Regions from separate parts of the Mus musculus genome. Here region 2 is linked to region 1. The links are chromatin loops, found by intact Hi-C in ENCODE. Cell type or tissue: heart. All regions are shown on one strand. Links, peaks and the distances in the headings refer to the core of each region. The heading gives the core; the rest is flanking DNA.

Region 1 (15,172 bases), core at 2,912-10,911:
GAGCCAGGCTGCCAGTCCGCCTACTTGCCCAGGTGTTCTGGGCTCTCTGACTGGTGTGGCAATGTTCCCCGAAATGCTGTGATCCCAGTGGGCTGTGCTCTGCCGGCAACAGCATCCGTGCAGGAGGGCTGGACGATGGTTGGTATGGCTCAGAGGAGCTGGGTCCCCTCCGGAGCCCCGCGGGGGAGCGTCGGAGGAGAGGGGAGCAGTAGTTACGTTGCATAGTGATCAAAGCTGCCGAGGTATTCCAGGGCCGCACGGTAGCACAGCTGGTATTGGTCCTTTGAGGAAAGAGGGGGACTGGTCAGTGTGAACAGAGCCAATAGCTATTCCAAACACAAGGGTTTGCATGTGCTGCAGCCAGTGGCCACAGAAATGGCCTCTGTTGGCTAAGAGCAGATGCTGAACACCGAGAACTACCCAGGTACTCTCCAATTGAAGTCTCGAAAGGCCATTTCTCCTTTTTGCCTCTCCCAGGCCTGTGTTCACCTCTGCTACTCAAACCACTTGTCTGTACCCAGACTCACCCACCGTCTTACACAGACTGCTACGTCTACTTCTGACCCCAAAGGCAACATGACACACTGGCGCTCAGGAAGGGGCTACGGAATGAACACAGCTCCCTCTCCTCTTCCCTGCACGCCATGTGGGACAAGCAATACCACAGAGCTATAAGGAGAACAAATACACGTGGGCCAGCTGCAGGTGCAGCTGTGGGTTGTAGCAAAGACACGTGGGTCCCTCCCTCTGGCCTGCATACCTCTGTCTGCACCATTGCAGGGCGCTGTGTGCGGAGGGTCTTCACGGTCTGGAACATGTCAACCACACCCTCATACCGCATGCGCTCCAGGACAATGCTCAGGGTGATGAACACACCGGTGCGGCCCACACCAGCACTGCTCAGAGAATGGCTGTGTCAGGAGTCCTGCTCCCTTCACACAATCAACTTCCCTGGCCTTCGGGACCACCGTCCCCCCTCCCATATCCCTCCACGGGGGCCGTCCCAACCTGCAGTGCACCGTGATGGGCCCATCCTGGCCAAACTGCTCCTTTGTCTTGTGCACCTGCCCGATGAAGTCGATGAAGCCTTCACCTGTTTTGGGTACTCCTTGCTCTGGCCAGTCTGTAAACTGGAACTGTCGGATTGTCCTTGACTGCCCATCCTGGGAGAGAGGGTCAAGGGTCACAATGAAGGTTTGGATGTTAGGTACTAGGCCCTCTAAACCAGGAGCACAACCACCCAGGGACGCACTCTCAAGGACACTCTAGGAGGTAACGCAAACAACTCGCCCACGACTCAGATCCCTGCAGTGTCTTGGGGCAGATGGAGCCACGTGTGCCCGGGTAGCTCGAGGGACACATCTGTGTGCATATTCTTTGGCTGACACTCACCCGGGCGTCTGTGACTTTGAATTCACGCAGAATATACTGGGGCATGTTGTACTCAGCCATCGGGTCAACAACGAAGTACTGATAGCGAGCGGAGCGCTCTGCTGGCCAGTACTGGTGACATTTCTCCTGTGGACAGAACACCAGGCACCGCCCAAGATCAGGTGGGGAGGCCAGAAGAGAATGCCACCTTTCAGAGGACTTTGGGAAGGGGTGCCTCAGGTGTTGGTAAAGAGGTCTGAGGCCATGCTGATGGGGAGCTGGGGCATGAGAGCAGAGGGTGGAGGAGGTTCCCCTTTCCCAAGGGTAGCTGGTGTCCCCCCTGGTATGAGAGGGGCCCCAGGAGAAGGGGTGGGCTTACCCTGCCCATCTCCCGAAGCTTGGTCAGCATGACGATGATGGTGGAATTGTGCTCCCATAACATGCGCCAGAAGTCCTCGGTGCTCTCTGCCAGAGGCCCCTGTGTAGCTATGTAGGCCTTCTGCTGTCTGGGTGACATAAGACTTCACATGATGGAGGTGCTGCTGCCCGCACCTATCCTGACATTGTCTAGTTCCTCAGAGAGCAGCCCTCCTCCAGGAAGCCCTCACTTCTGTCCCCAACTCACTCTGATCTTTTGGATTAGCTCTTAACTCTCCCAACCAGAAGCAGACCAAGGTACCAGAAGGGGCACAGTGGGGCAGCAGGGAGAAGCATGCCGACCTGTAGCCATCTAGAAAGCTGGCATTGATGTAGTCTGAGCCCTCCACACCACGGATGGGTTGCAAGCACACTCGGGTCAGCTCATAGGGCATGATGTTCACTAGGCGGTTCTTGAACTTGTTGCAGGGCAGGTTGGCACTGACAAAGCGCGACGTGTGGGCCTTGGAGTTGGCCAGCAACTGTGAAGAGCAAGGGTTCTGTCAGGCCTGGCCTGCTGCAGACAGGCTTCCCACGACCGACCAAGTCAGGCCTCTGGAGTCCCACCTTGAACTCAAGTTCCATGGCCGTGACGCTCTCCCCGGGAGGCACTTGGCCTAGCTTCTGGATGTGGGCATAGAGGTTCCGAGCGAGCACCTCGGTGTGTCCGCACATGGCAGCCTCTAGCAGGGCCTCGTGGATGAACACATACTGGTCCTCGGTCTGCACCATGTAGTTCCTTTGTGAGCGCATGCACGTCACGTGGCCATAGATGTCAACCGTCTTCTCGTGCTTCATACGCTCCAGCATTGCGTCGATGACGATGAAGCAGCCTGTGCGCCCCACACCCGCACTGAGGAGAAGAGCAGAGCTTGGGGCAGGGGTCCCCTCACCTCCCACCCCTCCCCTCTGGTGGCTCTGGACTCTCACCTGCAATGCACCACCATGGGCCCCGCATCTAGTGGGTTACAGGCCTTGACCCGTCTCAGGAAGGCCAAGATGGGAGTGGGGTACTCAGGAACGCCGTGGTCTGGCCAGGCCATGAACTGGAACTGACGCAGCTCACGCTTCTCACTGGAGCCACTCTGGGAAAGGTCAACGGAGATGAGGTTTGAGGTTTGCTTGCCACACACCCAGGGAAGGGGCCAGACCAGCCACTCTCAGGTGACACTCAGAAGCCACAGCAGACAGTCACCTAACACAAGCCGTGAGAACCCCTCATACACCTCCCAGGCCCTGACCCCACAGCTGCCCTCCGCCAGCCCATCACACTCAGGCTACAACCTAAGGGATGGGCCAGTGCTTGGGAACTCAGGGACATACCTTATGGAGGGCAAAGGTGCGCATGGTGTATGTGGCCAACTCCACAGTGTCCACCAGGGTCACCTGAATGAGGCCATAGGTCTCAGTGCCACGGACTGGCCAATACTGATCACACTTCACCTGGAGGGGGATGGGCAGGACAGGGGACAAAGTTATAGGATGCCCAAAGGCTCAAACAGGCAGACGCAAGGGGAAGGCCCCAGCTCCCTCGATTCTCACTTCCCTCTTCCTCTCCAAACCTCCTCACACTAAGCTACCACCCTGGCCCTCACTGGCTGAAGGAGGACCATAATTGAAAATTATTTATTCAACACCAGATCGTACCAGGCACATTTTCTGCCAAATTTACCCATAACGTTTATGCCCCATTTTCAAGCTCTGTAAATTTTATGTTCCAGTCAATGCTTCGCGGTGCAAAAGCAGACATCAGCAGCTCCTTCCACTAATTAACTTAGATGTGTGAACACCCCAGGAGCACTCTGGCATCTGGGGAACATGTGAATACCCCAGGAACACCCCAGAAACTGGGGAACATATTAACATTCCAGAAAACGACAGCATTTGGTAAAACATATTAACATCCCGGGAACCCATAAACACCTGGGGACCACATTACATTACATCCCAGCAGTTCCCCTCTATCTAGGGGATGAGACAATACTCCAGGAAAACCACAGCCTTTGGGGAGTCCCTTGAAAACACTCACAGGAGGTGGTACCCAGCATCACCCCCCTCACCCGGGATTTCTCCTCTAGCCTGGTCATCATGACCACTGTGGCTGTGCGCTGTTCCCACACCATCCTCCAGAAATCGCCCATGGTCTCGGGCAGCGGACCCTGTGTGGCGATGTAGGCATTCTGCTTTCGGTAGCCATCAATGTAGTTGGCATTGATGTAGTCACTCCCAGGAACACCTACAGGAATGCAAAGGGATTCGAGAGTGTTAACCTGGGGCTCAGAGCATTCTGGAGAGCAGGGTACAGGACAGCAAAGGGCAAGGGGGCACTGTGCCCCGGGCTCACCATCAATGGAGGTGAGGAGGACTCGAGAATGGTCATAGGCAATGACATTTGCATAGCGGTTCTTGGGCTTGTTCACCTCCGAGTTGGAATTCTCCCATGTGAACTGCTGTCCAGGGTCAATGGACTGCCAGAAATGGAAGAAACAGGGAAAGTGAGGGCCAAGTCGTGGGAGGCCTATCCATGGTGCTTTGCAGCCAAGTAACACCTACATTCCCCAGCCCAAGTCTGGAAAGAGATAAATTGAAGACTCAAACTTCCATGGCAGCCCCTTGTAGAGCTTATGAAGACCAGGTGGGTCATGGGTCAGGCCCTGCATCCAACCAGTGGAATGAGATGGAGATAATGATGATGATGATGATGATGCGGCCACCTGGGCTGTGCTGGAGACTGACTGTCCAAGGCTACAGGTCCACATACCATGCTGCCCAGCTCTCTTCTCCATCTCTGGCTTTTCCTATTCTGTCTGTTCCCTGCCCTCCCCGTAGGCAGGATCTAAGCTCCTCTACATCTCTTCCCTGGCTCTCTTCTCACTTCGTTGCTCAGGAAATGTTTTGTTTGTTTGCTTGTTTGGATAGGGTCTCATGTATACCTGGCTAGGTTTGAATTTACTACCTACTATATAGGATACAATTAAGGATGGCTCCAAAGTTCTCTCTCATCTTCCTACTTCCATGTTATGTGTGGGTGAGTGGTGGGATTAAAGTGTGTGCTACCCCATTTATGTGATGCTGGAGGAAATCCAGGGCTTTGCAAATTCTAGGCAAGCACTCTACCAAATTAGTCTCATCCATAGCCCATTCACAAGATTTGTTTTTCTTTTCTCTCTCTCTCTTAAAATGCATGTGTGTACACATATGTGTTTGTGCACTTGTGTGGTAGACAACCCTAGCAACACCCTCTGCCTTTGAGCCAGGACTTCTCAGTGGCCCCCGGTTCACCAAGTAAGCCAGGCTGGCTAGCCAGTAGTACCATGGTGGCTTCTGTCTCTGTCTCCCCACTCTGGATTACAAGTGGCCATTTTACACAGCTATAGCTGCAATCTTCACCTTTTGTAAGTCAATCTTCACTGACTGAACCACTCCCATTAGCCACCGCCACCCCATTCACAGGACTCTCCTGCTTACATCTCAGAGCTGCCCCTACTATCCTGCGGCCCCCTAGACATCTCCATGTGCAAGCTTCACAGCTCTTTCCACCCCAGTCCCTTTAAAGGCCAGCTCATCTGTTTCCTGTCAAAGCAGGTTCTGATGTGACCCCCCCACCCCTCAGTGGATAGCACAAATCACTGACCCAGGAAGCCCAGCCAGGTTTAAAGTCCATCTTGGGACCTCCCCAAGGTCCCTCCCATTGCTTACCACACCCCCCTACACTCCTTTCCTCTGCCTTTCTCAACCTGCTGCTGCTGCCAGCAGCTAGCTCTGCTTGGTACCTCCAGGCCTCTTCTCTTGCCCTGCTCCAACCCTCTCTGTCCTTCAGCAAGAACAGTCTTTCAAAAAAAAAAAAATGCAGATCTGAGTATCAAATTCCTGCTCAGAGGCCTCCCATGCTCTTGACTGGCTCAGGACACAAAAATGCTAACAGCTACATTTCTGTGTGAGCTCACGGTGTGCCCAGCACGGTCCTAAGCCACTGCGTGCATTTCTCCATCTTTTTACTCAAGAGAGGTTTGAGTTATTGTCCTTCCTTTGAGGATGGAAAGAATCGATGCCTGTATCACAGTCTCCTCCGTTTTGGTCCCAGCCACCTTATTCTCTAAGGAGGCTGTCTCATCACTTCTGTGAGGCCCCACCCACCAGACACACCCACCATTGTGTTTGCTATATATGATTTTAGTGCATGCTGTCAGAACCACACACTCACAGCAACGATTACTGCTCTGTCTGTGTTTCTCAGTGACTGCGTCCCAAGGCCATCTGCTTCTACATGTCAGCATAGGGACTGGAATACAGTTAAGTGCTAACAACAGTCTGACAAATGACCTACAGACCATGAAGAGAAAGTTTCGGGAAAGCCCACAATAGATCTGGTGGCTTCTAGGACAAAGAAGGGCCTTTAAAGAACGCTCAGATGGGAGGGATGGAGGGGAGGTGGTAAGGTGACGGCCGTGAGCAGGGGCTTATAGGAAGGATGCCAAGGCGTGGGGCAGGACAAGGGCGAATACTGGTAAAAAACAAGGAAGGCCTCCTTGTCCAGAAGTTAAGCTAAATCCAGGCCACCCGGCTGACAGGCTCTGCCTCCACAGCAGAGGTGACACTGTTGCTGTGCAGAGGCATGCTCATCTGTCTACCTGCCAAGCTCAGTTTTCTTCTTTGGAAGCCTGGCCTGTCGCCTTTAGGATCTACCTGGCCCAGTGCCCTCGGAAGGGCAAATCCGGTACCCAGGGATATATCCCCCAAACATAACTCAAGAGTGGACACCTGACTAAAAGAGAGCAACCCCCTGGGTCCAGCTGAACAGATCTATCCATCATCTGTCCATCAGTCATCCTCTGAGGTGTATGCCAAGTGCTGACAAAAGAGCGGCCAGTACAGCAGGGAGACAAAGAAAGGGGGTCTCCTTAGCACTTCCTTTCTAACAAGGCTCCCCTGACTGTATGGCCTGGGAACACCCAAACGTCCCTGACAAAGAGCTGTGGGTGAACCAGGTGGTCACTGACCCTGAAGTCTGAGCTAGCAAACAGAGGTGAAGGCCAGAGTGAGGCGAACACTTGGAGGGCTTCCTGACTCCCCATCTATGAGCTATGTGTTTCGGCATGCATGTGTGATCACATGTGGGAGCGGGAATGGAAGCCGGGCTGAGAACAGACCCTCCCACCCTTCTCGGACAATGGTTACCATGTGGAGACTCAGTAACATTGTTATGCAAGACTGAAGTGCGGATGGTCATGAAACCAGCACAGGCAAGGTCTGGGTGGCTCCACGACTCCTCAGCTGTTTGACTCTAGGTAACTCACACCTCTGTTTGAGTCTGGTTTCTGGTATGTAAGACAAGACTGTGACAGTACCACTCCACGGGGGACCGAGTAAGAGGATGCTGTCCCGTACCTGGTAAGTGCAGGCCTGTTCTTGTTGGAGATTAGATATTATAGCCATTGCTACTAAATCAGTGTCTGCTTCTGCAGGCATCACCTAGCAGAGCCTTCTGAAGCATGTCCTAGGGTGACCACCAGAGGGCTATGGTGAGCCTGTGGGCTGAGCCCAACACCTATGACGGCCAGTTCCCCAACTGAACTTTGCTATTGATCTCCCTGGCCTACATCCCAATATCCTCGACCTCAGGTGGGACCCAGGACAAAACAAAACCAGACTTGGAGAGACTGAGGACACACGGTGGGAGTGGTGGGTGTCTCACCTCATACTCCTGGGAGAACTTGAGCCCATCGTTGGCTTTGAGGCGCTCAATATTGTCTGCCAGGTCAGTGATGGGGATGGGCGGGTGGTCTCGCATACCTGGGGGAGGTGGGGCAGACACATGGGTGGCATTAGTGTGAGTTCTGGTCAGGGTGGTAGAGACAGCCCAAGGCATGTGTGAACATGTGTGATCATGAAGTACTCAGCACTGGTGGCATGGAAACAACAGCACATGCGGCGGCGGCAACAGGAATGGAGAACACACAGTGGCTGGGCATCAGGGGAGGCCAGAGATGGAGGTGTGTGTACTGTGAGCACACAGAAGCATGTCCAGATGACCTGGTGCTGCACGGGACAACAGGGCTCTCTGCCTGCCAGGCCTGCCTAAGAGGAGCAAGGGGCTTCTTCCCACTAAGACGGGGCTTCGAGCTCAGGAACAGGGTGGAAGCTGGGCTCTTACCACACCTGTCTGAGACAGACACCCCCTTACCCCGACCCCTCATTGACGCCAGTCACCTCAGAGATTTGGTGACCCTGTCACCCCGGGCACCAAGTGTGTGGGTGGAATGGTCATGGAGCGCAAAGACAATGGCAGAGTGGCATAGAAGTAGGGAGAGAGAGAAGCAGAGATGGGGAGGAAGATACAAAGACAGGCAAGGGATCAGGACGGAGGCACACAGAGGGGTTGGATGGAGACCAGAGGAGGCAGGGACAAGGAGAGAGGGTGGGAGAGCAGATACAGGAGGAAGCCAGTGAGCACAGGAGGGGACAGAGAGAAGGGAGACGCCGGAAGGGGAGGGAAGGGATAAAGGCAAGGGGAAAAGGGCAAGGAGAAAGTGGGGAGACGTGAGGAAGTAGAAGAGTGGAGACACACTGAAGCCAAAGTGTCCCCAAACCAATGTGGGAACTTTGAAAACTAACTTGAGATATTCGGGCAACTGGGGGCACTGGAACCTGCAGAGAAAACAAACCAAAAGAAAACAATGGGACAGGAGCAGAGCTCAGGAACCCTCTTTCTGGTCACCTGGTTCTGCGGTTCGACACTGAAGGGACTGTAGGTGAAGGGCAAGAGGAAGGGGCACAGACAGAAAGAGTGGGTCAGCTCACGTGCCTTCCAGTAACAGACAGTCCCCCTCCCCCAAAGAGAGAGCTTCCAAGCAACATAGGTCTGAGTGGCCTCTTGAGACCCTATAATAAAGTCACTCCAGCCCAGCCCTCACCCCCTCAAAATCTGACCTTGGCCATTTTCAGATGGTCTCCATACCGGAAATGAAAAATCTTTTAAAATCTCAAGTTCCTCCCTTCTCAGGGATGTCATGTGCCCATGACATCCTTCACACACTGATATGGAAAAGCGTTCTGCATTCCCTTTTGCTGCTTTTCAACCCATGGAAATACTTCTGCCTGAAGGCTTGGGTCCTATACCTCAACACAGCTATGGGCCCTACCCTCTCAGTGCCACACTACGCCAGCACCTGAGACAGGGAACCTTTCTGCCCACACCTCTGCCTGCATGCTCCCCTATAACACCACCATCCTGCGGCCTGTTCCCTTCTCCCTTCCTGCTCGTCCCGGGAGAGTCTGCCCATTCTGAGCTTTGACCACTACCTGATCCTTGGTACCATTCACACTGGTGGCTCCCGGCCTGAGGTCAGCACAAAGTCCAGACACAAAGGCCTACTGCCACTTGGATATCCTCTATGGCAGCAGACACAGAACTGGCTTTGCATCCTTGTGTGAGCTCAGCTCACCTGCCTTACCACCTTCAGCTTCCCAGACTCTGTTCTTCTCCTGCCTCCCTTTCCTACCACTTAACTGCCTGATGTCTTCCCCAGGGCCCGCCCGCTCTCCACAGAAGCAGCCAGCTCTGCTGCTCCTCTGATGAAGACCTTCAATGACTCCCTTGGTCAGTCAGGATGAAGTCTAAGCTGCTCAGCCTGCCGGTCACGGTCACTTCTTGGCTCCAATGCTGCAGAAATACCCTTCAGGGGTTTAACTTGATGTATACACACTGTGCTTCCACTTAGAACCACCTCCAACCCAACTTTCTGTCTGGTGCCCACAAAGTGAGGCACCCTCTGAGAGCAGCCTCCTCTAACCACAGATTCACGCACTGGTTACAACAGCCCGCTGGGTCCACACGGAACACTTTCTCAAGACACGTGTCTTTGGAACTCAGTCGCCATGCTATAAGGAAGTCCAGGCTACACAAAGAGGCTAGCTCGTCTGCCAACTACCTCCCACCGGAACAAACCACCCTAGGGTTGGCAAAGTTCACTACCAAAGGCCAGAAAACCAGTGCTAAAGGCTTGCAGACACCCAGGGTTCTCTTCCACCTTCTAGTTGTCAACTGACCTTTGTAGTGCAAATGTCCCCAGAAATGAATGGGTGTGGTGGTGTGCTGGGCAAATTTTATTTATAAAGCAGACAGTGAGCTGTATTTGGCTCCAGGCCATAATTTGCCAGCCCCACTTTATAAGATTCTAGTTCCCAGCTTTCAAATCTTCCGGCTGAAGGCCTACCCTGGCTGGGTATCCTACCGTGCCCTGTCCCAATTCCTGACTCATAACAACTGTGAGAGAGAAGACATAATTACTGTTGTTTTAAGCCTTGAAGGTTAGGGGTAATTTGATGCGCAGTGATAACCACCTCACACAAACATAAGCCCTCAGTGTGCACACATGACTTCATTCACTCATTCCTTTGTTGTGTGCTCAAGCATCCAGCGAGAATCTACCACACGATAAACACAAGGACGGGTTGAGCCAGCCAGGTCCTGGAGCTACAGCTAGAGACTGTCGCTCTCTGAGAGACACCTCTGGGGTGTAGGGAAGGAGTGATATTCCAGGTGGAAGGAACAGTTCGAAGTCACATGAGAGCAGCTCAGGGGAAGGGACAGGTATTGAGCCTGGAGCAGGAACCCTACACCCTTGCACAGTGAACCTGAAATAGCCTTCATCAAGGGCCAGGTATGAGCCCCTCACCTACCATTCTGTCTGCTACAGCTTCTCACTTCTAACACAGCCTGGTGTGTGTGTGTGTGTGTGTGTGTGTGTGTGTGTGTGTGTGTGTGTGTGTGTGTGTGTGTGTGTGTTTGTTGTTAAGGGCCAGAGGGCAGATATTGAGACTGACCACTTGTGCCAGAGCTGAGGGCTTCAAGAGGTCTCTTACAGTCCATCTATTCAGAGACTGGAGACACACAGGGACCTCTGTTGTCTCTAGAAGTCTCCTAGCCTGTCCACCTGTTCAATATGGATGCCCCCATCCATCATGAAGTCCCATCATGTCAATTCAAACGGAACAAAAAAGGAAGAGAAGCAGCCAGAAGTGAGCGTGCACTAAGGTCTTTTGACAACCTGTGGGACTGAGCTGGAGGCCAAGAGGCCGAGGGATCAACCCTACCTGGGGTCTGGTAGTTAAGCCTTCGCATCTCCACAGGGTCAGAAGAGTGGGCCAACAGGGAGTCCTTCAGCCCGATTGACTGCTCATCCTTTGATGATGGGGAGTGTGTTCTCTTCCTAAAGAAACAAGAAGAGGCTAGTGAAAACTGGGAACAGAGGCAGCTCCCACGGCCCCAGATGTCTTCCCACCACCCCACCTTATCCTGGGATCTCTGGGTGTGAGCCAGGGGGAGAGCAGCGTCAACATGAGAGAACACAGGGTAGGGACAGGGCAGGGAGACGGCAGGTGTGGAGTGGGCCCAGGAGCAGTGCAGCGAGGGAGGGAGGCCAGAGAGGCTGGTGGTTCCTCTGGACAGGAGGCAGGTCACCGCTGGGCAGTGGCTGCTGTCCTTAACTCGACCCCAGCTGATGCAGCAGAAACCACCACGAGAAAACATGCACTGGTACACAGAACACACAAACGCCATCACGAGGGCCTGGGTCCCAGCTGCCTGGCTCTCAGGGCCAATGTCCAGAGTAGCAGGGGAGGGGCAGGAACAGCAGGGCCCTAGCCAGACAGAGTCCTCTCTCACTGGTGTCACCTTGCCCATCTAAAAAGGACAGGGTCAGACAGACTACTGGGGACCACGTGCAGCCCCTGCACAGGAGTGTCCGGGGAGAACTTGGAAATATGCCCGCACGTGTCTGCATCACGACACCTTTCCTTGCTGCTCTGCCGAGTGCAGAGGTGGCCTCTCGTAGGAATTAGGATGGAGAAATGGGAACCTAAGGAGGGTTCTGGAGAGCTCTGTGGACTCAGGGAAGCAATGGGGGCTGCAGCGTGCACAGCTCCAGTGGGGAGCATCTTCTGCGGAAGGGACAGAGTTGGACTGACATTGAATGTGATCGAGACTGCCCCCTCGTGCCCATGAGGATCCATCCAGAACTGGAGAAGCCTCCTGTGCTGAGCAGGCAGGTTGCTGATTAAAGCCACAGGCTAAGAGGGTTTGGTCAGAGCTCCACCCCTTCCTGCAGGCCCAAGATGTGCACAGGGATAAGTAGAGGGGGAGGCGTGTACAGAGAGAAGGAACGACTCCTACCTTTCTTGTTTACTAGGTCCCGAGAGACAGGCAAGGACAGAAGAAAGGAATGGTCATTGTTGCTGCTAAGCACTCAGCCCTCACATGACAAGGGAACCATGGGACTCTTATAAGGTACCCATAGGACAACCTCAGGGAGTTCACCTCCATGTACACACATCAGAACCTGAGTGGGGATGGTGAGGGTAAGTGGGTGGAGGGACACTGTTTAGTGACACCTATAGGTCTGTGACCGCAAGAGGAAGGAGGGAACTTGCCAGGATGGATTATGGGGTCCAGATGAGGGCAGGATAACGACAGGGAAGTGGGTACCTCCATGAGGTGACACATCACACATAGCACAGGACATGTTCAACAGCTAGCCATGTGCTAGCTGCTGGGGGCTCAGCACATATCCAGTGGGGCACTCTGGGGTAGATGAGGGGCTGTATAAAGATGGGACCAGGAGCCAGGGGTCTCTGAAGCACCAGAGACTAGAAGTAAGAACATGGTATGAACAGCTGCCAGGTGAGGGGGCACTGGGGCTGTGTGTGTGTGTGGGGGGGGGGCACTGCTGCAGAGCAGGAGCCAGGGGCCAAGGGACCGTATTTATTTGGTGTAATGATGTCAAGGGAAATGCTAAAGACACATTTAACCAGGCATTTCAACTGTCAGGCTCAAAGGTTAGGCTTTTTAAAAAAACTTTTTAAGTTTTTGTGCTACTGGCGATTGGATCCAGAACTTTGTACATGCAAAGGCAGGCACTCCACACCGAGCCAAAGAACCTCACCTTAAAAAACAAAACAAGCTGGGCAGTGGTGGCACATGCCTTTAATCCCAGCACTTGGGAGGCAGAGGCAGGCAGATTCCTAAGTTCGAGGCCAGCCTGGTCTACAGAGTTAGTTCCTACACAGAGAAACCCTGACTCAAAAACAAAAAACAAAACTTTTTTTTTTTTTTTGAGATAGCTTTTAGATAAGTTAGGCCTGGATCCTTCTACCTCAGTTTCTAGAGTAGCCTGGGAGACAGAAGCAGGCAGGTCTCTGAGTCTGAAGCCACCCTGGACTACACGGTAGGGAAGCCAAGGCTATACAGTGAGACCTCATCTTAAAAATATTAGGAGGAAAAAAATATATATATATTGGGAATGACCAAGACCAAGTAAAATAATTGGAAGCAGCTTGGAAGCTGACAGGATAGCAGGGCACCTCCAAGGACAGGTGCGACAACTACCCAAGACAGGTAAGTGTTGACAGCCACGTCTATGATGGGTCTTTAGTAAATGTCTGTTGTGTAATTCTCATGGGGATGTAGGTCTGCAACTCAGCCTGGACCTCTTGTGGGCCTAAGGAGGAGAGGAGGGCCTGGGCTGGTGATAGCCGTTACAGAGCCTGTCACTCGGTGGCAGAAGAAAAGTGCTTACAGCAGGACACCAGGAAGCTGTGGCTCCTTCAAACTGAAGATGACAGACTCACACATATAGACACAGACAGACACGCCTCGGGACACGCACAGTTCACCTCAGCCCTTCTTCATAAAGGCGGACCTGCACAGCCGAGTGCACACACACACACAGACCCGCTGTTTCCGTCCATCTGGGCACTTAACACTGCACCAGAGGGTACCAGCGAGGCAGGAGGCAGGTTCTGTCCCCCAGAACCAGGCGCGGCACTCACCTCTTGAACAGGAGGATGGCGATGACAATGAGTATGATGAGAATGACCGCCAGGACAGGGCCTGTCACCCACAGCATCTCGGGCTCCTCCTGCTGCTGTGCTGGCGTCACCTGGACTACAATCTCGTCCGAGTAGGGGCTGGAGGCGTAGCGCTTCTGGGGTCCAGGGAAGGAAGCAACAGCAAAGGCTATGAGCACAGCACAGCAAGAAAGCCCCACCCTCATCCATCAAACCCAGGGAGGGCACCGAGACCAGTGAGACCGACATGTGACAGGTCAGCAGGGTTACTGAAGCCATGTTAGGTCTGATCTTCACACCCTGAGGCCTAGTGTCATGGGATATCCAGTATAGGTCCTCAGGGGTGTCCTAGTCCTAGGATGCTGGAGTCTCAGGATAATGCAGACCCGGGGTCTCCTAAGGTCTGAAGCTGGCCTGGTCTTAGATTAAGCCTGGGGTCTTGGGGTTCTGAAAGTCATGCCAGCTCAGGCCAACCTGGTCCATGGGTTCCTTGAGGGAGGCGAGAACGAAGCACTGGTAACTCAGATCCGGAGACAGGGGCCGGTTGTAGAAGCCGCGGTAGCTCTTCTTGTCCCCCAGGGTGAAGGTGTCAGGGAGCACATCCACTTGGGCCGCCACATAAGGCTTCAGCCGCTCTGCTTGGCGCCGGCGCCTCCGCTGTTTCTCCTCGCCCTGCTCGATGGCCTCCAGAAGCTGGCAGAGGAGAGCACAGAGTCACACAAGGCCTGGGAGCCTCCTCCCCTGGGGCATTAGCTACTGAGGCAGATATAGAGGTTCCCTCTTCCTGGGGACCCTCATGGGCCTGGCCTGGCCATAGCCATTACAGGATACTTCTGACATCACAGCGAGACCCTCCTTGTAGCCTATAAGGAAGGGCCACATGAATAACCTTATCCTAATCAGAGAAAGCAGTTTTGACATGAGCTGTGAGGAGGAAAGAGGTGATTTCATCTGTTCAGGAGAACTTAGGCTTAAAGCTCTACACCACAGGCATCTCTGAGGTCCACACTGAGAGCTGCAGAAATGTCTCTAGTGACTCCTATACCATGGGATTCTTACCAAATACCTCCAGGGAAGTCCCTGTAGGCCCTTCCGGAGTTTTAAAAATTCTCCTGGGGATACTCCTCAGAGGTCCTCTCCCCAGAGAGAGAGAGAGCGGCTGACAGCCAGATTTGGACTCCTGGGGCAACACTCAGGGAAAGATGGCCACTGCCCACCACGTGGCTGCCCTCAGTACTGAACTTCCCCTAGGCACCTCGTCCAGCTCCAACTCCTCTGGTGTGTTCCATCTTGGTGCCAGCAAGTTCCCGCCCACACGGTCAATGGGCACCACCACAATGTAGAACCACCTGTGTGGACAGAGCAACCATCAGAACCTTCATCGATCTTTGCTACGCTCCCGATCTGCACCAGCCTCCAGCCTCCTCTGTACACCTGACTAGCGAGGGGTCCTGCACTTGAGGCATGGAGAGGGAGAAGCGGCCATCCTCTATAAAGGCGGAGGCAGGCAGTGGCTTCTGGGGTAGGAGGTCCGGGG
Region 2 (15,172 bases), core at 4,428-12,427, 58 kb after region 1:
CACAGCCCAGGACAGGACAGGCCCAGCCCCAGCCAGCTTGTGCTGGACACCCCACCTTGCACCCTGACAGGGATGTTGGCACACCGGCTGGCCATCCCAGCATAGTGGGCTAGGTCTCACAAGCTGCACCAGCAGCGGCAGAGTACGGAGACTCGTGGGGGACCTGGCAATGGTGGTGTCCCCAGAGGCTGCAGTGAGAGTGGACTGAGCTGGGCCTGGGGTGGTAGGAGGAAGGGCAGAAGGCCCCAAAGGAAGTATAATACTGGGGTTCCCTTTTGAAGACACACTGCTCCTGCACCTGGGCCAGGTTCCCCAGGCATTACCCAGGAACTCCCCAAAGCACCTGTCTCCTGATGCACAGGCGGGCACATGTGTGTGAGACGTGAGAGCAAAGCAACCAGGCACTATCTTTCAGCCCCTAAGCCAAGTTTATCTCTCACTACTAGGATTCTATGGTAGTCTCTCCATAGAAAATGGCCCTGGCTCTCCCCTCGTGTCAACCCCAGAGCTCCAAAAAAAAAAAAAGCCATCTTTTCATCTATTGCAGGCAAGCACCCCAGCTTTCCTGCCCCCCACCCCAGAAGAACAGGGAGGAAATGAGGCAGGGTTGCTTTAGGCTGCCTCTCCGTGGTCTTATCCCCTGTGACATTCCTTTCTGCCAAGCCTTAAGCTGGTCAAGGTTACAAAGACAACAGGACAGGTCAGCACTTTTGCCTCGCTGGTGCAATATCTCAGGAGCAGGAGGGGCCCACGAAGCCCACAATTCCAACCACTCTGGTGTAGTAGGGACCTGTCTGTCTCACACATCATCAGACATCTTCCAGTTCCCAGATGCATCAACATATAGCCTGAAGCCCAGGTCTGGGGATAAAAGTCCATGTCTAGTACCGGGGTCCATCCCAACACCACATAAGAAAGAACACCCTCTAATCCATGGAAAGAAACTCTTGACCAGGAAGGCCGTTTCTAATGGCAACCCTATGCCAAGTGTGAGTTCTCTTCCCCGGGCCTTGAGAGACCCTTTAAAGGGTAAAGTTGACAGGGCAGTGGGATGTCTTAGAGGAATCAGCTCTCCAGTCTCACAAGGAGACTACTCCCTAGCCGGAGAGCCTCAGAGGTTGCCCGCCATGATAGGGATTATAGTTCTAGTCTTTTAGACTCCACTCCAATACAAGGCAGGGTACATGACTCTCACACCAACAGGTGAAATCCTTTCTCCTGGGTCACAAATTGGAGGTCAGAAATGACCAGAAGGAACCTCCAAGCCAGTGGTTTCAGCTCAGACCTGGTTGTCTGGCCCCCTGTCCCCAAATGGAACGGACAGCAGGGCTAGCACAACCCAGTGACACCAAGCAGCAGCGGCTCAGGTTGTCTACGCTTCAGAATGGACTCTGAGATCCTGGGCTACAGGGAAAGCTCCACACTAGCTTGGACTGTGGGTACGATGTCCTGGATCCCGGTTGGAACAAATGAGGCCCAGCGTTCCTGTCTACAGGGGAGGGCCGCACACAGCTCTATTAGAACCCACTGATTCACACGAGACACACAGATGCAAGAATTACTGAATGGATGCATGTGTGAACACATAAAGCCAAAGCATAAAAATGGCCAATGTGAAAAGATGTTCCACTGCTCTTGTAATCAAAGAAATGCAAATTAAATTGAGATGCCATTTTTTGCCTATTAACTTGGCAAAGCTTTTTTTTTTTTAATGGTAATTTCTACTGCTGGTGAAGATGTGCAGAGAAGAGGCCCTCGTATGCCCTCCCTGATAAGAATATAAACAGATACAATCTTCTAGCAATATTGAAGGCTTTAAAATGCATGTGCCCTTTGACTTAGCAATTCTACTCCACGAACCTAGAGTCAGGAAATGACCAGCAAAGCAACGGCATCGTCACAGACTTGTGTGACACCGTACTTACAAAGGCTGGAAGCTGAGAACATATGCACCCCACAAAAAGGGAACAGCTAAATAAATTAGGGTGCTTCCATGTGACAGCTTACCACAGCCATTAAAAATAATGGTGTGGAAGAATATTTAATGGCAAGGAAAATCTTCACACTATGTTTTTTCCTAAGCAGGAGGAGCTGGGGAGGTGGCTCAGTAACGGACCTGCTGAGCAAGCGTGAAGACCTGAGTTGTGTTTCCTAGAGCCCATGGAGGAAGCTGGGTACAGAAGTGAGTGCCTGGACTCTAGTGCTGGGGAGGCAGGCAGAGATAGGTGGATTCTTAGAGCTCGCTGGCCACTAGGCTAGCCAAATAGGTGAGCTCCAGGTTCAGTGAGGGAGTTTGTCTGAAAAGCCCTAGGTTTGCCTTCTAGCTGGAAAACAAACAAACAAAAAAAAAACCCCCAAGGTCATGGAACAGTGTGTGATCACTATTCTGTTTATATAAATTAATACAAATATACATAGATGTATATAAAACATACACATAGAAAATGGGCCACCAAGAAATAACTAATAGCACTAGGGGTAGGATAATAAGAGATTATTATTTCTCCCTACACACTATCCTATGCTTCTCAATTCTTTAACAGTGAACAGATATTGGTATTGCATTCAAAAATGAAAGCAACAATCAATACGGTATTTTGAAAACGCACATTCAGATTCATGTATCCATTGTGGTCAAGGTTTAATCCTGTCACTTCCCACCCTATTTGTGGCTTTCTACGTCCTCAAGAAAGGGCCCGTTCCTCAGCCTGATCCTGCAGCCTCACTGAATTACCCTCCCCCCTCTCCCTCCCCTCCGCTCTCCAGCCGCCACTTGAAAAGCCTCAAATTGACCACTCAGAGTTCTGGAAGCTCTGCTCCCCTTTACACCCTGGGTCTTGGCAAAGGCCTAGAAGCAAAGTGTCCACGTTCCTTACAGAATTTACTGGACACTGACTGAGGGTAGCACGTATCAAGTGACATTCTGGGCTTAACGGCAGTTCAAGCAAAGTTTGTGAATGACTAAATGAATGAACGAGCCACCAGATGAGAAGAGACACTAAAATTCACATGGAGAGGCCAGCTCCAGCTCCTTCATCAGGGTACCAAGAGAACACTGCCAGCAACTGCCAGGCTTCACTGCCACCGTCACATAACCCCAGGGCCACAGAGCTGCAGCACCATACCTCCAGCCTGACCCAGACCCAAGGGAGCGATGACCCAGCAGGAAGGAGATCACACAGCTGGCAAGCTCGCTGCTGGCTTCAACACAGACCTTGGCCTGCTGAGCACTGACTCTCACCCACCCCAGGGCAGCCAGTCCTGGTGGGCCCCACCCACATCTCAGTCTACCTGGCCACGGTGGCCTGTCCCTCTTGGTACATACCTTCAAGCACTGACAGCTTGGCACTTGTGTTGATCTCCCCGAGACTGTTCGTGGCTGTGCACTCATAGATGGCTTCGTCTCGCTGCACTCGTAATGGCTGGATCCGCAGCACTGACCCTGCTCCATCGTCAAACTCAATTACCTGTCACAGGACAGACGTGGTCACAGCCTGTTAGGGGTGTGGGGATCTACTATAGTTTTCCTCACATCCCCAAAAGACCCTTGAGGAACAAGAGAAGAACCACACAGAGAGCAGGCCAACTCTAAAGCCTGCCCAGCCCTCCCGGCCAGTCCAGGACGAACCTCAAAGCGCTGGGAGCTGACTTTCTTCCCCTTCTTCATCCACGTAATTCGAGGCTTGGGTTCCCCTGTGGCTTGGCACACGAAGGAGGCCACCCCTCCCGACAGCCCAGTCTGGTCCTCGGGGACCTTAACAAAGACGGGTTTGCCTGGAAGAGACAGAGACACTCAAATCAAGTGGCATGATCACACCAGGCATGGTCAATGCTACCATGCTACAGGTAGCAGGCCTTGGGGACGAGGGGGCAAGAAAGACTTAGAGAGAACAACAATAATACCTAACTTTTATATAGTGCTTAATAAGTGCCGAGCCCTGTTCAAAGAGCGGAACCCTTGTAACTCTTTGAAGCCAAGGAGGTGGGTGCTATAATTACTGTTTACAGAGAAGAAATCAAGGTGTGCGGAGGTCAAGAGATTTGTTCATTGGGACACAGCTGGTCAAGAGCAGAGTCTGGAGTTGGGCTCGACCTCCGTCTGTCTCCGGCTCCTGGTTATTCCAAGCTCCGGGAATAACAAAAAAATAAAAACGATACTGGAGAACTGCTTTCTGGGAAGTGCCCCAGACTCTCCTAGAGCCTTTCCATCTACCCTAAGCCTTAGGCAGACCCCGGGACTCCTCCTCTTCCCTACCCCTGCATTCCAACAGCCCCAAAGGCCTGGACATTCCAGCTCCTGAGAGGCTCTGGATGACTTCCCAGAGGGATGCTTTCCTGTAACTCCCTGCCCCCACCGGCTTGGCAACTGCCTTTCCACAGCATGGGCAGCTCCAGAGTTCCTACTCCAAAGGAGGAGGACAGGGGCTCAGCCAAGGCCTGGCCATACCCTCCATGTCCCACCACCCAGGGTCACAGCCCCAAGCAAGCTGGCTCATTGAGACGTAGCAATGCCTCGTTAATCCTGACTGTGGATCCGTTTCCTATTAGTGCAGCCAGTGCACGGTGCAGGAAAGCCAGTGCCTTGGGAACTGGCCCTTCAGAGGATCTGCTTGTTGCCCATAACCCAGGCTCAGTTTGGGCCCTGGCAGAAAAGTGCCCACTGTGCGCCAGGTACTTTATGTCACTTCATGCACAACTGGTGCCTCAGCTTTCTAGGCTGAAGGACCAAGTCACATGCCCAGAGTCGCACAGCCAGTGAGTACTGACACATTTGGGACCCAAATGTAGGCCCATCAAAGTCCAAAACACCTGACACAAAAAGTTCACAGGAGGCAGGGGACCTTGTTGAAGAGAACAGCCAGTGGTGGCAAAAGTCAGACAAAAGCAGAGGAGTAGCCGAGGTGAGGGAGAGGCACAGGTGACTGTCACAGCACGCTGTGACTAGGAAAGAGATGCCAACTGGAGGAAGGTTTGGAAACTCTTGGAGTTTTATCTGTATTATGTATACGTGCCTGCTTGTCTGTATGTGCACCACATGTGTGCAATGCCCACAGTGGCCAGAAGGGGGCATTAGATCTTCTAGAGCTGGAGGTGGCTGTGAACTGCCTGATGTGGGTGCTGGGAAGCAAACCCAGGTCTCTACAAGATCACTTGCTGCAAGCACTCTTGACCACTGAGCCAGCTCTCCAGCACCAATTCTGGTTTTTTTTTTTGGTTTTGTTTTGGTCTTTTTTGTTTTTTTTTTAAGGACATGTGTCAGTGGCAGGCCTTCACCCAGGGCAGGCAGTCACTTGTTAACATCAGCAGCCCTGTGGGTCAGTGGATCCATAATCACCCTCATTTTAGAGATAGGGAAAGACATCCAAGCAGTGGAAGGAACAAGGACCAATGAGTCAGTGTTCTGGGGTGGAGCTGGGGTTCACTCTACATTCTAAATCCTAAACTCACTTTAAATAACCTGTGTCCTCCCCAGGAAGAAAGCTCGGGACCCACCACAATCTGTTCCTGGGGGGGGGAGGCTGAGCAACTCAGAGGGCCCAGTGCAGGCAGGGGCCAGGAAGTCATGCAGGTGACCCAAAAGTTCTGAACTCCTTTCTGCCTCTACCACCCTCCCACCCCCACCCCGACCCCCGCCTCTGGAGAGAGGTGTGGATCTTTCCTAGTCTGTAGAATTTACAAAGCCTATCACTGTTGCCAATACCTGCCTGAGAGGAAGCCCCCTCCTCCAGGGTCTACTGAGGTTATCTCTTAACCCCTCCCCCACCCCAGTAGCTTCCAGCTCTGCATCCCCTCCATGGGACAAACGGCTTGGCTGGCTGAACAGGCTGATGGCCCTGCCTCTGTCACCCCCACCCCACCTCCTCTATTCTCTATTCTGAAGCCAGAGAACAAGCCTCCTCCTGATCAAATCTCTCCAAAGGCCTCCCACTGCTCTTTACAAAGAGTAAGCTCCTCTCACTGCAGACAAAGCTCTGCCAGGTCTGACCCAACCATGCTCCCCAGAGTCCTGGCTTTAGAGCCCTGAATAAGCAATGCTGCCTCAGGGCCTTTGCGTAAGCTGCACCTTCTGCTAAGCGCCTCTTCGACTACCCCTTACCCACTAACATCCTAAGTCACCTCTGAACGTCATCGTCTCAGAAAACTCTCCCCTATCCCTCCCTAACCCCCACCCCCACCAAACTCGCTCTGCCGCCCACAGTTTGCCCACAGTTTCGGGGTGCACAGGAAGCTAAAGCCTTCCCACCTTTCTGGTGTTTAATAGTTGCTTCCCAATCAGACCATGACCCTGGGCAGAGCAGATTCCATGTCTGTCCTGTCTTCTGCCCTGTCCCACTGTCTGACCCAGTTCCTGACACCCAGGTGTGCAGAACAGGAAGAAGAGGACAGAGGAAGGAGTGAGAGGAGTGTAGAAGGCTGGGGCCTCACGTACTCCTTCCCTCTAGGCAAGAGAGAAACCCAGGGAATAAGTGCCCCTCCAGGTCCTGCCTCAACGTGTCTCCAGTGAAACCAGAGGCTGGAACCTGAAGAACCAGAAAGACTAGGAGTGTGCTGGGGTGGGGTGGGGTGGGGCCTCCCGAGCCAAACAAAGAGCCGAGGCTGGGCAGGAGTCAGGTAGCTCCGGAGCAGCCAGCAGGAACAAACCTGGAAGCTGTGTGGGGGCTGGCCTGTGCCCAAGGCCTGGGGCCATCAGGGAGGTACAACTACTCCTCTCCCTTGGAGACTGGAGAAGAGCCAGGGTGCTGCCCAGGATCAGGCTGGCATTGCTCCTCCAGTCCCAGGCTCCTTCTATGCCTTCTATGCCTTGGTTCCGACTAAGGGTACCCTCGCAGAGGCCCGGGGCCACCTGGCTCTTCCTCCTTCCAGCGCCCTAGCTAGCCTAGGATCTTCCTGTTGTTCCTCAGGAGACTTTCAGAGATCACAGTCAAATCTTGTTTCTACCCTGTCTCCCCAAATTTGCTCCTGCTAGCTTCTCTAAATTCCCCCTTTTTCCATTCCAGCAAGGATCTTGATTTGTATGCACTTGCCAGAGGTCAAGCAAGCACTCTGCTGAGAACTTAGCTTGAGCTTGCTCACAATCCAGGCCTGCCTCTGTGTGTACCCTGCATCCTTTATTAGCCCCCTCTTCCAGACTGTGGAAGCCTGGCCCACACCCCACTGCCAGCTGGGGTGCCAGGCAGGCAGGCAGGCAAAGCCAGGCTACTGCGGCCACCCTGCCTTGGGCCTTATCAGCTGCTGCTGCTGGTGGTGGTGGTGGTGGTGGTGTGTGTGTGTGTGTGTACGCGCCATGGGTGGTTGAGTGCCTTTACTTGCTGAGCCATCTTGTTGGTCTATGAGCAAAACTTCTGAACCAGAAAACAGGTGTCATCTGAACAAGCAAGGAGCAGCTTTGTGTCACAGTTACCTGCTGTGTCACCCAACCCCGTGGGCAGCTACTCACAGTAGGATACCCTGGGCCATGCTTTACATGTCAACCGCTGACCCTGTACATGAGAGGAAGTTACCAGAGAGAGGGCCTGGCTTGGGCTAGAGGGAGGCACAGCCCCTGGAGACATGAAGACATGCAACTCCAGAGACGGCTAAACTGGGCCACCTCCAAGGCTCCTCCATGGGGAGACTGATTGCTATTTTGTGCCTCCCCTGAGAAGCACATATACACAGGCACACAAACAGCACTGCACACGGAGGAAGCACACACAGCACTTTAGGACCACGAGGGCAGGGGAGCTGCTGGAGAGGTGATTTCCCAGGCCCTGAGTGGCTCTGAGCTGAGGACTCAATGAGCTGGGGACTTAATGAGCTCCTGTGACTGCTCCTGGCAGCCTCCCCCAGCCCTGTCCACTCAAGGGCAATCCTGGCTCCAGGAGGCACTGCAACAGGGGGAGAACTCAATAGGTGCCAGGTGCCTTGCCCATGTGACCTCGGTTAACCTTTACAGGTCGGAGTGATTACCCCTGTTGTGCAATAGGAAAACAGGCTCAGAGAAAGCACTTGTGCCGGAAGCTCCAGAGGGCAGGGTCTAGACGGGCCACCCATAAACATGAGGGGGAGGGCCCTGCCATGTTCCAAAATAGGGGCTTTGGAGAAGCAACACACACACACACACACACATACACTCTTCAGTCTCCTGCCTCTCTGCTTCATACCACCGACCCCTTCACCTACCAAGCACCTTGCTCAACTTTAATGCCTGCAAATAACCTGGTCATAACCAGGACCCAACGTACACCTGGTCTTGGGGGCGGGGATCCCATCGCTGGCCTGTGCTGTCTTCAGGACTCTGGCTCTCTCGTAAGCTCAGAAGGCCAGGGCAGGGGTATGACTCTGCCAGTCTCATTCCTTCATTGGGCAATCCTCTATGTTAGCAAATGCCCACTCATCTTCAGGGGCCCTCTTTTCCAGGAAGCCTCTCAAGATAATCAGGCTGCTGCCTGTGCCAGCGCTGCCCCAACCTGCCCCCACTGATCTGTTAGCTCACAGACGTGTGCCCAGCTCGGTGGGTTCTGTCTTGTGATGGGTCTGGGCAGATTCTTTCTCTCCTACCACCTACCACATGAGGTCAGCAGAAACCTCTGCCTGAGGGCTGGACCAAGACCACCTCTATGCCCACATCCATCTATATCTTCCCTCGCAAGAAGGCATAAAATCCTGGGTTGGGGACACGAGGTGAGGGAGGTTCCAGAAGGGTGCGTGCATGCAAGCAAGCATCCCTTCGTATCCAGGTTTCCACTGGAGCTGACTAGGCATCACTGCTAGGCCTCCAGGCTAGCTCTTGGCAGCTGCTTCTCTCCCCTGCTTCTCTCCACTCCCCTCTGAGGCCAGGGCCCCCATTCATTTGTCTCGTTAAGAGGCCTATAGAAACACATTTGTCCGCTCTGCGCTTCACTGCTCTGGTCGTCAATTCTCTGGGGGCACCCTCCCTGCCTTCTGCAGCAGCCCTGTCCGTGTCTGGCTGCTTGCCCCTAGTGAGAAGTCTTGCAAGTTCAGTCCAAGACTGGTCACAATGGGGGGAGATTCAAAAAAAATGAGAGTAACTTAAAGGTAGGCTAGGAGGGCAGACCCTGACTCCTAAGGTTGGCTTACCACAGCCCCTAGCTGATGGCTCTTGGCCTGGGACAGTGCCCAAGTCACAGCACCTGAGGGTTCACCCTTAGCAGAGGCAGGGTCCCAGCCTCTTCACCTGGTTTCCACCATCAAGTCCCAGCCTGGTCTCTGTAACCAAATGACCAAGGTGCCAGCAGGAAGACCCTGGAACTCTGCCCTAAAGCAGCTCCTCTCACTCCCCACTCCTACGGTGGTCAGGACTGTCCTGCCCCTTCGCTTATTCACCAACCCCCTCTAGACCCGGAGCTGGAAATGTCTAAACTCTCAGCCTGCCAGGGCAGACAGACTGAGGGCGAAGCGCCACAAGAGCATATGAGGGCTGCAGAGGACCAGGGCATGACCACACTGCTGCTACAGGAAGCAGTGACAGTTGAGTCAGTTCTGGTCATGTAAAGGGAGGGAAAACATACCCCCTCCACACCTTGTTTGTTTTTGGAGACAGTCACGTAGCCCAGGCTTGTCTTCAACTTACTACAGAGCCAAGATCCCCTAGAACTCTTAATCCTCCTGCTTCCACCTCTCAAATGCTAGGGATACAGGCCCACGTCATCACACCTGACTGCGAGAGTGCAAACAGAAGGCATGAAGGATGCCTGGACACGGAGCTCTGTGCAGCCGAAAGGAGAGAGCACAGCGGGGCCGGTGGAGGGTAGGGTAGCAGAGAGTCAGACACTAAAGCTCACTCTCCAGGCAGTTGGGGAGCGAAGAGACGCAACCCAATTCCCACTGTAGACTAGAGACTGGGTTCAGAGGAATGGGACTGAGGCAGGGAACCATCAGAAGGTTCCCTGGTGCACACTCAAACTCAAGCAGAAGCTGAAGAAGGCTTGGCAGAAGGGGGCAGGGAGAGCAGAGAGTGCATTCCAAAGACACTCAGAAGCTAGAGGCCACAGAACCTGGGGACAGATCACACGGGGGGAAGAGGGGGGTGTGGAAGGGGGAGAGGAGCTGCCAGAAGGCCCAGCTTTTTGACTTGGTAACCAGGTGGACAGTAATGCCAGTCACAGAGAAAACCAGGGGGCAGGCAGGATGGTGGGACGGACGGGCGCAGGCTGGGGTGTGCTGGGTCAGAGGGAAGATAGAGAAGGCAGTTATTTTCCTAGGCCTCACTGTTTCTCAAAACTCAGTGGCATGTCTCCCCTGCTGTCAGGGCCCTGAGACAATCTGAGAAGAGTGACAACAGTCCTTCACCATGTCAATGCCAGTCACACACCTAGGGTGCTGGGCCCCAGATCACTTCCCTCTGCTGCCTCTGCAGCCCCAGCCAGGGCTAAGGATCACCTTCACACTACCCCTTTCTAAGGCTTTCCACCTGACTTCTCTTCTAGACCCCTAGCCCTGCACTCCACTGGCTAGACTCTCCAGAGAAAGGCCCTCTCCCTCCCATTCTCCCTTATCCAGGGCCCAGCCTCTGAGGACAAAGGGAGGGGTGCTCCAGGGCCACCCTCTTCTATGACTGGCTCCTGAATTATTAATGAGCCATTTAGATAGAGCCCTGGTGGGACAAGGCTCTTGTCTAGAGACCCAGAGGGGATAGAGGGATCCCTATGGCCTGCTATCCTGGGGTCTGACCCCTGGGTTGGCCCTGGACTGCCTCTGGGTTCAGGACAGGCTGGGAATAGCCCCTTCCCCCCAAGGGACCTCAGCTCCGACCTTGCCCCTCCCCCCAGTCTGCAGATTGGCTAAGCCTGTCCTGTGCTCCGCCTCCTACCAGTAACCAAGCAGTGGTAACCATGGTGACAGGGCGGGCTATGGCCAGTCTTATAGTGCCAGGCAGGGGGAAGGGCAGCAGCAGGGAAGAGACCAAAGTTCAGAGTTGGATTGGAGTAGGGGACAAATCATCCCCCCAACACACAAACACACAGACTCAGTTTCATTCCCTGCCCCCTCTCTCCTTCCTGCAAGCCAAGTGACAAGTCCTTCCCTATTTTCCAGGGACTGCAGGCCGCCTCAGGGAAGGATATGGGCAACTGCTTCTGAATCCTCCCTGGCTCTGCAGACATGTCTGGTGCCCTGCTTCCTTCTGCTCGGGGCCTTCTACAGAGATCTGCAATGTGGACAAAGTACATGCCTATGCACGTCACACAAAGATCACATGAATCCAAGACACGGCTCCCCAGCTCTATATAACAGGGTCACGCTTAGACATGCAGCACTCTGCAGAGCCTAAGGGATACCCAGGTGCTCAGCAGGATGTTCAGAGGAAGTAGGAGCACGTACTCCTTAGAAGAGGGCTTTCCCAGTGCAGGTCTCTAGGGCAGGAGGACTAGTGGGTTATCTATGGTCATCCTGTTTCTTCTTCCTGGGACCTGGTCCGGTATTGCATTTTAGAGACCTGCTAGGAGCTAAGTCGATTTTCAACATGATGTATCTGTATGATGAGGAGTCAGACTTACTGTCGCCATGAGCACCTGCCATCAAACCAAGCATCACGAGAGCAGGCACAAGGGGCACCATCCTCCTCCCTGGGGCTGGCTCGGGAGCCATCCAGGGTTCTAGCTCCACAGCCAGCCACAGCCTAAGACAATCCACCTGTAATGGAGAGAAAGGCAGAGCCAATTAGCCAGTGTCCCCCTGAGTCCCCACTGCACATGCTCTTCCCCACCCCACTCCCACCCACCCTCACTGCCCATTCAGACAGTTCAGCAGTCCCACACTGGACCATGCAATGGCTACCCAAACTCCCTCACCACTGAAGGTCAACCATCCTATGGAAAGAGTGCAGAGACCTTCAGGGCATCCTCTAAGCGCCAGGAGGGGGAAGAAAGCTAGTTAGAAACTAACACGAGGCGGGTCCATTCCAGATCGTGAGTTTCCGGCTCACACCATTAAGGGGATGAGGGCAGGGAAATGGAGTCAAAGATACATACAGGTTGGGACAAAACCCAAACAAAACCAAGGCAGAGGCAGGAACAGAGAGCAGCCAGGCAGGTTTTACACTGTCCAGGGCCATCTTAGTCCCTGGGGCATCCTGTTGCTCTTCCTCAGAAAGCAAGTGGCCAGACCCCAGCACACTCAGGAAAAGCCCCAGTACACAGACTTAGCAGTAGTTGGTTCCACATCGTCAGAGGCTCACAGCCAAAGCCACAACCCGTTGGGGCTCGCCAGGACTGCTCTCTACAAGTTATAGCTGCCCTGCCTGGTCACTCTCAACCTACCTAATTCCCATGGCACCTTCCTATCCCAAAGACAAACTATAAAGCGGCTGTGGATTGGAATTCTAGAGCCTGAGTGTCAACATCCATGTTTCCTCTTCCCTTGTTCCGGGTGTCCAGAGCAGATGGGGGAGGGCTGTGCTTGGGGCTAACCGAAGCCTTCCAGACCTTGCTCACCCTCCTGTCTACATGCCTTTCTCACTCTGCAAACCCATGCAGAAGTGGCCACACTATGTACCTAGGGTGAGCTTCTAAAGGTTCCGGTGCCACATTGCCTGTCTGGGGGCTTAGGTGACATGCAGCAGGGCCCACCAATTCTGCTCACACTGCCACATACAGGCCACTGGTGCATGGCCAGGCTTCAGCCATGCTCTGAAAATACAACAGGGTCTAATGGAGGAGTGATACCGGACACAATTTAGTGTAGTTGGACCTTTGCTATTTTGTGGGGTTTTTTTCTTCTGCCCTTCTTACCACCCTTTCATCCTCTAAACATAGGAGAGAGAAAAAGGGTAGAGGAAGAAGGGGGCAAAATATCACTAGAGAGCTTCCTGCTGAATGGGGTGCTGAGCTTCTTGGGGCAAGTTTAATCTTCACAGTTGGGATATCTAATTTCTTCTCGTTCCTTCTTTGCACACAACTACTTAACAAACAGCCACCAACCAACAACCCACCCCACCTCTCCACGAATGAATACTCTCTGAAAAGACCCCCAAATTCCAAATATCATACAATTGCAGAAGCTATCTGCCACTGGCAAAAATCACGCCCCTGCTAGAGCACGAGGCAAATCATAGTCAGCTGCTGTGGACAGTCTGAAGCCACTCCCTACCCCACACCTGGGATTTAAACAAAACATTCCCATTATATTTCTGTATTTTTGAAAAACAAAAACCTCACAAATTTCTCACTACAACTTGGGACCCCATGGGCCCCTATAGTGCTAAGAGAATTTTCAAAATGAGAGGACAGGTGAACAAGAGGGATGGAGTTCAAGCATAGCTCTGCCCCTCCCTGGGACTTGAACCCTTATCTGAACTTAGGATAGCCACGATCATGAGGTGAATGGGCAAAGGTAAGGCAGGTGGGACTGTGAAGTGAGCGAGGAGCTAGTGACCATTGGGAAGGGGAGATGTTCCCTGTCTTAGACGCTTACCCAACCTGTAAGCAAGGGATAAGCAGCAAGAGCCATAACGCTACAGGGACAGGACATAGTGTCCAGAACTCCTAATTCCAGGCCGGGAGTTCCTCTGAGGGACCACAGAGCTGAGGTGGGTCAGCCCACAGTGAGGCCACACACTGCCATGTCAGGATAGGGGTTCTAATTCTGTTAAAGTCTTATCTGGGCTTGTTCATCACAGCACCATGGTTATCTTAGTGTGGCTATGAGGACACCAGGTGGTGAACTGCCTTGGCCAGGTTACCATGGGAACACTGTATTCAGATAGGACTCTTGCTTTGGTACCATTACCACGGGTACAACTCAGAAGTGTGACACCCCACACACAAGTCAGGCAGAGTGGTCGAGGCAGGTCTCGTGGGTGAGACATCACAAAAGCTGGAGTTTAACTTGTGTGCTCAGGTACCCCAGGCACGCTCCCCACCCCCAACACAGACACCATATGGACATAATCTTCAGTACCAGTGTCATGGGGACACATCTCCCTGGTACAGACATAAAGGGATGAGACAGAATAGATGTTACGCCGTACAAAAATGCACAGCACAGTCATCGTGGGGCACAATTCCCCAGTACAATTACGGAACCTTAATCCCCCTGTAGCTGCCTTAGTACAGCAATCACAGCATGGTTAACTCCCAGGTGCAGACACATCATGTGGGGTACACAGAGGGTACAGACATCTGCGGGTACAGCTGCCTGATAAGGGCATCACAGGGATGTCCACAGACGTGTCACAGGCACGGGATGGGGATGTGGATATTAACTATTAAAGGGGAGCAAAGCTCCTCTCAGTAAAGCCACCATAGTGTCTCACTCCCAGAACAGGTAAGTGAAAATCTGGCCACAAGCGTTATCTGAGCCCAATTCCCAGCATAGCAAAGGCCGGCGGCTCTTACTTGGGGATTCAAGAGCCCCTGTGTAAGTCAGGGGGAGTGTTCAGAACACTGTATACACTTCCACGGTGTAGCAAATGGGCAGACCAGGTGAAAACAGGGGTCAGAGAGTTGGCTCAGAGTTAAAGGCACAGGCTGCCCCAAGACTTGCATCAGTTTTCCCAGCACCTACACAGCGTCTCACAACTGTCCAACTCCAGTTCCAGGGGATGCAACGCCCTCCTCTGCCCTCTGTGGGCACCAGACACATACATGGTACACAGACACACAGGCAGGCAGACACTCATACACAGGATATAGTTAAACCTTTTTCTTTTTTCAGTTGAAAAATCTAGACATCTCCCCCCAAAGAGAGCTGCTTCCAGTGGTCCTTGAACGCAAGGCCACAGACAATTAGAAACACCAGAAGACCCCAGGGACGAACAGGGAACCGCTTTGGCAACTACACAGTCTCCCGAGTCAGGGCCTCTCCTTCTCAGCAACTCCCACCCCTGGACTCTGGGCACAGAGCCTATGCTGGTGTCAGGCAGTTCAAGGCTGCTCCCAGCTCCAGGGCCTCCTCCCTCATCAGAAGAGAGGTGAGCACCCTGAGTCCCAGGCCTGGGCTTAAAAGTCTAGATGTTGGTCCTGCCTACACCCTGGTCTCCAGGTCCCCTGCAGAACGAGTCTGCCTTGCTGGACTGCCATGGCTTCGTGCACCCACCCAACACAGCGGTGCTTGGAACAGACAGTCACTCCACCAGCATGGACAGATGAGCTTGTGCCCGGGACAATTCAGATAGACTCAAGGCCCAAACCCTTGGACACTCAAGCTCATCTGTGAATTGCACCGAGGACTG

What was found. Peaks named below come from ENCODE experiments on the same cell type or tissue, not always from the same donor. Only the 100,000 strongest peaks of a DNase experiment are listed, where the experiment ranks them.
Region 2: a loop joins it to region 1, with 2.7 times the contacts of the local background. A loop is called at or near these places in 3 of 42 quality-filtered maps.

Annotation. Positions count from the first base shown.
Region 1 is chr4:118,209,609-118,224,780 of GRCm38, forward strand. It overlaps Ptprf (protein tyrosine phosphatase, receptor type, F), which reads right to left. Exons shown (of 33, transcript NM_011213.2): 17 at 15,070-15,172; 18 at 14,891-14,984; 19 at 14,110-14,328; 20 at 13,618-13,772; 21 at 10,885-11,000; 22 at 7,484-7,581; 23 at 4,133-4,256; 24 at 3,849-4,024; 25 at 3,112-3,231; 26 at 2,719-2,873; 27 at 2,356-2,641; 28 at 2,092-2,270; 29 at 1,751-1,877; 30 at 1,393-1,518; 3 more. The coding sequence ends at 213. Mir7226 (microRNA 7226) reads right to left here and starts at 956; the gene lies at 897-956. In heart, for the core only: a CTCF peak has its summit at 7,299 (motif pointing right); a DNase peak (open chromatin) is centred at 7,424.
Region 2 is chr4:118,265,851-118,281,022 of GRCm38, forward strand. Ptprf (protein tyrosine phosphatase, receptor type, F) reads right to left here. Exons shown (of 33, transcript NM_011213.2): 3 at 11,499-11,634; 4 at 3,629-3,774; 5 at 3,326-3,467. The coding sequence starts at 11,589. Gm52705 (a long non-coding RNA gene) reads left to right here. Exons shown (of 2, transcript XR_003955267.1): 2 at 1-1,687. Among named protein-coding and RNA genes, the nearest start is that of Gm52705, 13 kb to the left of the region's middle. In heart, for the core only: a CTCF peak has its summit at 5,054 (motif pointing right); DNase peaks (open chromatin) are centred at 6,661, 7,841 and 10,751; H3K4me3 peaks cover 1,086 bases; H3K27ac peaks cover 6,275 bases.